Regions from separate parts of the Mus musculus genome. Here region 1 is linked to region 2. The links are chromatin contacts, found by Hi-C or POLR2A ChIA-PET in ENCODE. All regions are on one chromosome and are shown on one strand. Each heading gives the region's core, a stretch centred on a gene start or an enhancer-like site at or near the end of the contact. The rest is flanking DNA. Distances are from core to core; before and after follow the strand shown. Region 1 holds the start of Sp4 (trans-acting transcription factor 4). Region 2 holds the start of Cdca7l (cell division cycle associated 7 like).

What was found. Hi-C counts contacts between places; a loop is a spot of excess contacts on that map. ChIA-PET counts read pairs that join two places held with the same protein, here RNA polymerase II (POLR2A).
Region 1: a loop to region 2 is called in a map of heart, with 3 times the contacts of the local background. The contact joins the promoter of Sp4 here to the promoter of Cdca7l in region 2. A Hi-C loop is called at or near these places in 3 of 37 maps with a recorded cell type or tissue (T-helper 17 cell and heart). POLR2A ChIA-PET finds 5 or more read pairs at or near these places in 2 of 5 experiments (Patski and embryonic stem cell).

What each region holds. Positions count from the first base shown.
Region 1 is chr12:118,300,175-118,305,770 of GRCm38, forward strand. It overlaps Sp4 (trans-acting transcription factor 4), which reads right to left and starts at 1,266. Exons shown (of 6, transcript NM_009239.4): 1 at 1,053-1,266; 2 at 525-634; 3 at 1-18. The coding sequence starts at 1,059.
Region 2 is chr12:117,842,250-117,847,547 of GRCm38, forward strand. Cdca7l (cell division cycle associated 7 like) reads left to right here and starts at 1,612. Exons shown (of 10, transcript NM_146040.1): 1 at 1,612-1,708. The coding sequence starts at 1,685.

The sequences.
Region 1 (5,596 bases), core at 16-2,515, 460 kb after region 2:
AGGAGAGGGCTGAGAGTCCTACCCAAAATGGGAGGGGAAAGGAGAGGGAGGGGAAAAAAGTGGGCGGATTTAGTGGAAGACAGCAGTCGGGAGGGGGTTATTTATTTTGAGAGCTCTAAGTATCAGAACACACTCAATAGGCAGCAGAATTAAAAAGGAAATATGAACAAAAGCAGGTGATAGAAGCTATATGAATAAAAAGGCAAGTCCTATTACATAAAGTTTAAATAAAAAGGAATTTTCTGGTAAACTTTCTTAAAGTGTTATTCTTCTAAACTCAAAATGCCCTTGGGAAAATAGACACCTTCTTCTAACAGTCTGAATTCCTGGTGTAATATAAACATCGTTATAGCCTCAACGATGGGAAATCTTCAAGAATTTACGATTTAAGTTCCTCACTCAGAAAGATGCTTTGAATGGATAAACATTTTTATTCTGTTCTTTACTTCTGGGTACTTAAAGAGCATAACTCCCTCTCTTCCCTAAAGCTTTGTGTTGAATTTTCTTTTAACGTTTGCTTTTACCTGGGAGCCTGAGGTTTTGGGTTTTTTATTGTTATTCTCTGGCTCAGAGGTTTTCCCTCCTTCTGTAGCCATCGCCGCTGCCGCCTCCTCCTCCTCCTCCTTCTTCTGATCTGCAACAACCCCCCACCACCACCAACACACACGACAACAGGTTATTAGGATTATTATTATTCGTTCTCCTCCCTTCTTCCCCCTCCCTCCTCTTGAACATTAATCTCCGTAAACCCGCGATCCGTGCACACCGGCAGGGGGTGGGGGAGAAGGAGGGTAGGGAGGAGGGGGCTCTCACGAAACGTGGTTTGAAACCCGACCCATAGGCTCCAGAGCAACACCCAGAAGGAGGTTGTTCTAGCTCAGACATTAAGACAAAACACAGCCCTCCTTCCCTCCCCCTGGTTCCCTCCCGCCCTCTCCTCCTCCCCTTCCAGCATCTCGGCGGCCCCGGGGGAGGGGGAAGCGAGCAGGGTCTGGGGAGGGAGGGACGAAGGGAGGCGGTGAAGGAGACCGAGGGGGGTGGAGAATACGTACCGCTCATCCCGCATTAACAGGACAAACCCTCTCAGAGACACTGGGATAGAGGTGGGTGGGGGTGGGGGCGAGGCGGGAGGAGAGGCCGGTCCCGCCCGCCCGCGGTGGCTCGGAGGAGGCTGTAGCTGGCACAGGCTCTGCCTCTTTTTCCGCGAATGGCCGCCGCTGGGCTGTGGCGTAGCAGCTCCTCTCTCCGCCCGAGCCCGGCTGACTCGCCCTTGATTGACAGCGGCGGCGCGCGGCGAGGGCGGCGGCGCGGGCCGGGGGGCGGAGCCAGGGCGGCGCGAGCGCGGCGACTCCCCACCCCCCTCGGCCTGCCTCCGCCGGCGCCGCCGACTCTCCACCCCTTCCCCCAGCGGATTGGCCGCCGACCTGCCGGGGCCGGGGCGCTGGGGCCGCCCTTTCTCCTCCCCTTTGCCCGGCTGGTGCTCGCTGCTGTTCGGCTTCTGCCTTCCCGGCCCGCGGAGCGTGCCCTCTCGGTGAGCTAGCTGCGGTTTGCTGCCGGCAGGCCCTCCATACAGCCAAACTTGTTGTCTCAGGATATCCCGCCCCCTACTCAGTTCCCGGCGCCCTCCACTCAAAAGCGCGCCGCAGCATCCTGCGAGGGGCCGCGGAAGGAAGACATGGAGCTAGGCTTAAGGGAGAGGAGCGGGGCGAGCGCGGGGAAGCGTGAGCTCCCTGCGATCCCGTGGTCTGAGTGGACTGCCAGCTGCCCCCTCGGCGTGAGCATGGCTTTTCCTAAGGCGCATCCGGACCCGGGCGCCCTTTTTCCCTGGCTCGGCTCTCATTGGATGAGGCCGCTGACGCACAGTGAGTCGTGGGAGGAGGCGGGCGGGCCTCTCCCGCAAAGGCTTTCGGGCCTCGTAGTTTTTGACGGCTATTCCGATTGAGGCACCGCCTTCCTCCCGCCCCCGAACGCGGCCTGGCTGCGGAGCCTAGAGCTGCCCGAGGGGGCGGTGGCAGCAGGGCGTGGCCGGGGCCGAGTGGGAGTTGAACCCCGCGCGGGGGGGAGGGAGAAATGGGTGTTGTTTGCCTGGGCCTATCGGCCGAGTGGGGCTGCCCGAACCGCCTCTGCCACCGCCCCCTCAGCTGAAAGCCGCTCCCCGCGGGGCGAGCTCACACCCGGAGCGCGCGGCGATTGAGCGGACCGAGGTGTTGGGAGGCGGGGTCTGGTGTCCTCGGGGTTTGAATGAAGCTGACTTGGGGTACATCCCCTTCGCCCTGCTTTCTTTGCTCACCTAGCTTGCCGGGGCCTCCGGTCTCAGCGCGAGGCCTGTGTTCCCACCGAGCAGGAGCTTCCATTTTATTTGTCGTATCTCTGGCTGGCTGCTGGTGCAGATTAGTGACTTGTCTTCTAGGGTGGCCACGAGTGCGCCTTAGAGTCTGCGTTCTTGGCGCGCTTCTCGCTCCTAGAGGTCTCACAAGGTTGTCCGGGCAAAGGAAAGCCTGGCTGCATGTGGGTCAGCTCTGGTCATGGTTTTAGCGTAAGCTTCTAGGCAAGTGGAATTCACAGCTAGCTGCGCAAAGCACTTTGTCAAATGCTCCTGAACCGGCCCCTAGCTTCTCTCCAAAGACATGAAATCAAGATACCAGGGACCGACCATATGAGCGACTGATGAAGTGTACCAAAGCTGGAAATAAGTCCCTAAAAAGAACCTTGGGACAGGACACCATTACACACTAGGCTTAAAGCGTTCCACATTTATTGACGTGGACCCCACATTCAGCTTTGGGTGTTTTTGTCTGGTGCCTGAGGTCTGACATATTGTAAGAGTGAGTGAGGAGTCTGGTTCTGTACTTTACTAGTGTTTCCTTGCTCAAGTATTTAGGGTGATGACAAAGCTGTAGCAGTAAAGTAAAGAAGCTGGAGTAAATTACAATGTTGCCTACTCCATTTTATGAGCTGAAGATACTATAGTAATCTCCTCCCATACACATCCCAATTCACTAGATCTTAGAAAGCTCAGAAGTGCTTGCTATATTATAGATACACAGTCTCACCTCAAGCACCGCCCCGATCCAGTTCGCCATAGTGACTGAAGACCAGGCATGAATTGGAGAGTTCCTTGTGGTTCTCTTTAGACAACTTGCCTTAGAGAAGTAATCGCAGCGTATTTAGATTTACAAAATGTCCTAAAGGTTCTGCTCCCTGTTGGTAAGTACTGGTATCCAGGAAACAGGGACAACCCTAACTTTTCTGAGGACCAAGAGCTGCAAGTTTCTAGCTGAATGTTTGCATCCCCAAGACCTAAACTCTGATACTGGGACTCTGTCCCTTGATTTTTGGAGTCAAGAGTCTTTGGTGCATTGTGGTTAGATGAGGTCACTCATGAATAAAACTTAGCAATCTTAGAACTTCTATCCTTTATTTTGCTGCCCCCCCATGTGAAGTACAATGACCACAAGACCCTCTCCAGAACCTGACAGTCCATGTCTTTATATCAGGCTCCTTCTAAAACGGTTAAAATAAACTGTTGTTGATAAGCTCTGGGTTGTGTTATAGCAGCCAGAGCTGATTAAAACACTGGCTGAGTCTTGAGACCTGGTGACAAATAAACTGCTTCTTAGGAACTCTTATCATATTATTATCCATGTAACAGAAGGCTTAGCTAGATGAGATATTGCCAAGAGGACAGCCACTCCCGTAGTACCATCCTAATTTAACCTATGTACTGTTGTACTGTGGTTGGCTTAATATTTCTTTAAATCGTTTTGCTTGATTTTATAGCAGTTATTTTAAGAATTTTATATTAGCTGAGCATGGTGGCTCATTCCTTCAATTCCAGCACTTGGGAGGCAGAAGCAAGTGGATCTTGTGAGTTTGAGGATAGCCTCGTCTATATAATGAGTTCCAGGCCGGGCCAGCCAACCAATATAGTAGGGCACTTTCCTTAAAATCTGATGAAAACCAGTTCTGCTATAGAAATGACAATCCCTAACAAAGACTCTCCTTTGACCAAACTTGAGCCATCCTCTAAATCTTATTTCTAACTTAGCCTTTTAGCTCTGCTTGCTTAGTCCAGTTTTAGCAAGTAAACCTGATGGGTCAGTTTAGTGACAGCCTCCCACCCTTGGAATCTAACCAAATTCCTTATCACCTGTTCTTGATATCACCCACAGTGGTAGTTTTGTCAGTAATTTTCTATCCACTGACCTACCTGTTCTTGACTGCATATCTCTACTTGCTCTTCTTCTAGGCACAGTTGAGCTGGGATTGCATTCATGCAGCACCACACCTGGGTTATGTGGTGCTGCTAATCAAACCCAGGGCTTCATGAATGCTAGGCAAGCAGTCTGTCACTGAGTGACCTCCCCAGCTTGAATACTATGTTTAACTCCTGAAATATCAGCCTCCTGGAGTGGAGGCCAAAGGCCAGGCAGGACTTTGAATCTGCATAGTGTTGAGAATAGTCAGGCAAGGAGATTGAAGCAGCTCTACAGGTGGCTTGATTAAATAGCTTAGGAGGAGGAACTTGGGCCCAGATATGACATGAATGAGAAAGGTTTCTTTTCTGAGTCACCTTCAGTTTCTCTCTAACCTAAAAGGCTTCGAGAATCATCCAGCCTAAAACAGTTCCATGTTTACGATCCACCTTTCCACAAAGTACACTGAATGAGAGTAGTTGATCAGGAATCAGACACCACCTCGAATGATGTATTTACAAGTGGCCTCATTAGTCCATAAGAGACAATGCATGGTACCATAATAAAGGCCTGGAAAGTGTTCAAAACTGTATTTAAAATGTAAATTTCTTACCCAGTAATAGCCATTTTTAGAAAGCAGAAAGTGCCACGCACACCCCAGTGAAGTCTTCTTGGCAGGCCGAGAGGCCTGGAAGCACTCACGAGGCAAAGAGGTTCACGGAAACTCACCTCCTGGAGCTTTGGTGTTCTCATTAACCCGTATACTCATACCCTATTCCTGCGTTAGTCTGGTGCATGGATCCACGTGCTCTCTTTTAGTATTATTTTATTATAAGTGCCTTTTAAGATTGAATTCTGACATAGCTAAGCCTTCGCCAGTGTTCCAACATCCTTGAAAGTCCTTGAACTGACCATGGGCTTGGAATTCAGTAACAATGTTGCCTATTCAGTGACATTCAGAATTGCCTCTGGTATTACTCTATCACTTAGAATAAAAGCCAAGTTGCTCCCATATACAGGAATTTACAATGGTTTAGGAAGTAGATCGGGCTGTGATTTTAGAGTTTTGCATTCATGAGATGGTTAGCTAGAACGGAACTCCCTAATTAGAACCATGACTTGGGTGTGAAAGCTCTTGACCTAGGAATGTAAAGACCTCACACCTGGCTTCTAAGACTATAGCTGACCTTAGATAGGGCTGACTTTGTCTCAGTTGTTTTATTGCCCAGTTCCTGCCAGTCTTTGTGTTTACATTCCTCTGTTTTGTGTAAGAGTCATTAAGCATCCAATAACCTCATTTGTACCTTGCCGATGTGTCATCTAACTTTCCTATTCTGTATAAAAAGTTTGATGCTCAATTTGACAAATTACATTCAGATTCTACACAATCTCGCGTGTTG
Region 2 (5,298 bases), core at 362-2,861:
TAGACTAAAACTAGCTTTGATTAATACATTTTTACTGTTCTTCCTGGCAACCTAAGGAAACAAAAAGAAAAACGGGAGAAAGAATGTTGGGTGTACTCTAGAAGCCTGAAAATGTTTTCTGGTTTGGTGGAACGCTGCTGTCGAGGGGTATCTGGATGAATGTTGAGAGAATTCTAGGAAATACTACATATGAAGTAGTCACAGCAATAATACACATTATCCGGGAGAAGTAAAGCATTTTTCTTTTCTTCTGTTTTGAGGTAGGGTCTCAAATTCAGAATCCTCCTGCCCCTGCCTCCACAGAACTGGGATTATAGGCAACTAAGCCAGGCCATGTGCATTTCTAAAGTTAGACACTGTTTTCTTAACTTCATTCCCCAACACTGGTAACATGTTGCTCAACTAACGAAGAAAGCAAGACACCTCTTTCCTTGACGTTTCCTCCTGAAGCCTGAGAGAACATTCTGGCAACTTCAACTATTCATTCAGCAACAACAGAAGGATGAGTACTGGATCCAAGGAGCTGAGACTGGCTGCATAAACTTCTACTCAGGCAAGCTGTTACTGTATCACCTCATGACCCCATCCTGTGCTAAACCTTTCCACTTGTCATTTTTCAGCTCCTCAGGCTTGCTTTGGGCCTCCCACTGTCTCCACTCATTAAATGCCTCAGGCTACTGACTCAAGCTCTAAGTCTTTGATGCCTCCAGCCCACTCCATGCCATTAGATTACCATTCCCCAGTCCCTCATGGCATCTAACTTGTTCCAAGTTTACATGTCCATGCACTTTCATTATTAGATTTATCATTTTTAATCAGTGGTAGGAATTAGGTTACTAATCATTTCAATTATCCATCAAATTAGTGATGGTGACATAATTATCATCATCATGAGATTTGCGTTATCACTATGGTTATTCATATTATCCTGGGGGTAATGGCTCCCAGTCCATAAAGTTCAACCTAGTAGATAGTTTTTGTTTATTCCTGAGTCAGGAGGCCTATCCCAGCATTTCCGCGGTGAGTAGGTGCTAGTGACTAGCATCTAGGCACTTACTGGGGAGCTCTGGCAAGAACGGAGGTCTTGCTTGTAGTGTGTGGTGTGCAGGGTGCTGCGTCGCCCTCTGCCCAGTGTTAGAAAACTTGGGTGATTGGCTTTTGCAGTGAATTGGGCAGCCACTTTTTCGGAGGCGCACAGACCACGCCCCTTACCAACAACAAAGCAAAGCCAGCTCCGCGGCCTCTACGCAACACTCCTGGAACTCAGGCCACGAGGACACGGAGGTTGGCGCTGCGGAGTTTGAGCGGGCCAGGTACCCGGAGCTCAGAGGCGCGTGCAGCCTCAGCTTGAGTCTCCCGCGCGAACCTGAGCGGACGGCTCCACCGCGGACCTGCGCGGTAGGGGGAAGCCCGCGCAACCAAACACGCCGGCCAATGCCGGTCGCGCGCTCCCTTTGCGCGCTCCCGCGCCGGCCTTAAGGCTTGGACCGCAGGTGGAGAGGCCCGGGTGCGGGCGCGTGGCCCGAGGCTGTGCGAGGTTGCGCGGTGCGCGCGGAGCCGCGCTGTCCCCCCCATCTGAACTCAGTGCGCTGTTCCACGGCAAACTCCGCGCGCTGCGTGCTCGGGGCCGCGCCAGCCCGGGTGGCCGCGTGCAGGGCTCAGGGAAGTGAGCCCAGCAGGGAAGATGGAGCTGGCCACGCGCTCCCAGGTGAGGGTTTCCCCCAGCCCTGGTCCCCGGCCGCTTTCTGCATGCCCCGCCCCGCCCTGTCCTGCCGGGCTGGTCCACGCGGAGGGCCGGGTGCTGGGAACTTAGGTCCTGTAGGAGTGCGCGTGGCTCCCTGCTGTACCACCCCGGGTCTGCAGGTTTGGCCCCTGCAGCCGGGGCTCAGGTGGGGATGCCTATTCTGGAGCTGCAGGCCGGGAGCTACGGGGTGCAGCGCCCCGAGACCTGGGGGAGGGGCGCGCGGGAGGGCAGCGTGCAATTTCTCCCCAACCCCCTTCCTCGCCGGAACTGGCACCAGAGGTCAGGAAGATTAAGAAAAAAGCAATTAAAAAAAAAAAAAAAAAAAAAAAAGAAAGAAAGAAATCTCGAGACTCACACTATACCAGTCTTTTATTGAGTTGCTGTAGGTTTTATTCTAGAACTTTAATAAATTTACTACTTGGCAAATGGTAAGTAACATCTTTAGGCCAAGTTAACAAACAACTTCAAGATTGCAAATCTTAAGCGAAGGGCAAATCCATTATGCATTATGGGTCTAATTTAAGTTTTGAAACTTCACTAACACTTGAGAATAAGTCTTCCAAAGGGTCATTGCGTGCCAGGATTGTGATTTCTGTTAGTTTACAGTCTCAAGGTTTTTCTCTACTTAAAATTATCACTCTGTTAAAAAAACGACAACCACAAGACACCTAAACAGACACACACTTTTTAATATAGTGATAAGCAAATCATTTTTAAAAATGAACTAAGAAAAACTTTGAAAAGAGAAGGAATGGCCAGCCCCCTGCTCGTGGGGTGCGGGATATTTTACATGAATGTAGCCTTTCTTGAACTGCGTTTACCCCTGTAGTCTACCTGTAGACTCTGAGCCTGGTGGAACAGCGCCCAAGCTTTACCAGACCTGGCCTGCCCAGGTCTGGCACTTACCTTTGTGCTGGCAAATTAGAGAACTAGCTAGCTGGCTAGATACCAGTGGCCACTTTGTCCAGTTAGTGACCGCTGAGAATGTCCTGAAAGTGGAGGTTTGTGAGAAAGTATTTTAAAAGGTTTCACCAGTGAAGGGAGAAAAGAAAAACTGTACTGAGCTAGACTCAGGCTTTAGGGTTTTTGTTGTTGTTTTTGTTTTGCTTTTGCACGTGGCTAGCCTGAGCTTCTCCAGGAAGTAACAAAACACCTTTGGAAAGGGAAAGTGAAATTGCTTTGTTTTTTCAGGACAGTCTCATTCATCACAGAGTGGTCTCCACTTTCTGTAGAGCAGATTATAGATCTTGCCTCCACTTCTAGATTCAGGATTCTTTCCCTGCTTGGATGCCTGGTGTATGATGTGCTGGGGGTGAACCCTGGGCCTCCTGCATGTTAGGCAAAATCTGCAAACTGGGCTGCAGCTCCAGCCTGGTGGAAAGAGACAGGAGCTTTCGTAGTTCCTCAGAAAATGTAACTCACTGTATCATTTCCAAAACCTGTCACTTTACTGGAAAGCTCTTTGCAACTAGGATCCCTGTATTCAGGGCATTTGAAAATTCAGGATGTATTAAACTGTGCAGCTAGACCGGAACATTTTATTGTTACACTGTGAAGCTTTAATAAACTATTTACTGGGGGGGGGAGGGGGCAATCTACAAATTACATCCTACCCATTATACACCAATTAGGGCAGATTACTATGTATAAGATGATCATACACACACCTATAAAGATCTCTTAATTGGTAGCACAAATTAAGATGAATTTTTTTTTCTGTTTGTAAGCTCCTCATAGTTTAAAAGTGAGCACAGTCATCTTCATTGACATGGTCTGTGAGTGGTTCTGTGGGGTGGCAGGTGAGTGCAGATGAGAAGACCGTTGAACCGAGAGATGCTAAATTTTGCAATCTTCCAGTCTCTAGCCTTATAAATAGTCAAGTAACCAGAGAGGCAGCTTGGCTGCACCCCCGGTGTGACAGGGCCCAGCAGGCAGCACACTGTCCTCTCACACAGCAGTAACTATAATTCCTCCCTTTGGAAAGCATAACACTCCCAGGATGCTCCCGCAAAGAGCGGCCGCATAGGAGGAGGTTTCTGAGCAATACCTGAGCCAGGGAGACACCCACATGCATTCCAAACCACTTTCAAGTCTGCTTTTCTGCCAGGTGTGCCTTGGATTTCATGTCCTCTGACAGTGATCTCCACCCTCAGGGGTTATTTAATAGTCCTTTTTTTAAAAAAATTATTTTTATTTATATAGGGTCTCTCACTATGTAGCCCTGGCTGTCTGGAATAGTCCCGTATTTAAAAGGCCAGTAGCTCATCGTTTTCTCATGAGCCTGACCCATGCATGGCGGGGCAGAATTCTAAGAGGTGCACACAATCACTTGATTTGATGATGACAGAAAACCAGGAGTCAATTCCAGTTCCAGTTAAGCCAACTTTTTCAGCATTAGAGGGCATTAATGAACAATTCCTGTGCAGCTGTTTGAGCTGACCTGCCCCTGCACGTTAAAGTCTCATGGCTCTGGAGAGCTAACCCTTTACTCCTCAACCCTTCAAGGGTTTTGTTTCCAGTATCCGGAATTAGCGGGGATTGATAAGAACTAGTAAGATTTTTAATTTTCCTTTAAGAAGTAGTGTCTAGGAATGTTTGAAACTGGGTGGAGGTAGGTAAATAGCCAAGGTTAGCCCTCAGAAAAGATTGTCTTCCATGGTAGTGAATACTAGCCCTTCCCCCTTCAAACCTTTGCACCTCACTGCAAAACTTGCATTGCGTCTGCAATAGATATTTCCCGCCTCTTCTCCTTCATAGCCGTTGGACGATTTATCGTAAGTTTATGTATCAGGCATTGTTATATTGGAAGATTGAACACCAGGATACTGATTTTCCCCACCATTTCTATTACCCAGTTCCTGGACCTCTTCCTGCTGCAGCCCAGCGAAGCCCCTCAGGGCATCCTTCAGTCACTTTCTTTTCTGAGGCATACTGTGCCAGGTTCCTAAAGTGAGAGGTTATTTTCTCCCTGAAGTTCTGTGAAGTAGGTTGGTTCCACCAGCTGGGATTGTGTCTCCAGAACCACTGTCTGGCCCTTGCTATTGGGGCCAGGATGCACTTACTATGACCTGAAGAGGCTGGAAATCTTTGCTTATGTTGTGGTGTCACCTGCGTCTAGATAGGCTAATGTCACATCACAACACGGGTCAAGGATACAGGGATGCTGTAACAACATAAAGTGACCATAGGGGCTGTGGGGATTTCCTCAGTCCTGGACCAGAGTAGCTTGGTGCTGTCAGGGATCTGATGGGTGCAAGCACCTCCTCTGTCTGACTTTTTTTTTGGGGGGGAGGGGAACATCGAAGGAGGTTTGCGGGGGGGGGGGGGGTGTCTCACCAGGTTATACTTTATCAGTGTTGGTTTGGGAATACACGATCCACACAGCTTTTCATGGGAACATTTACATAGTTTTAATACGATGAATGTGATACAGTAAATGAAGCGTATCTTTAGGGCCCTGAGTTCTGCCCACCCTACTCTCTGGGCCTCATTTTCCTGAGTTTCAATCCAGTGTTCTTCCACTCAATAAACCCATAGTTGTCTGATTGATATAT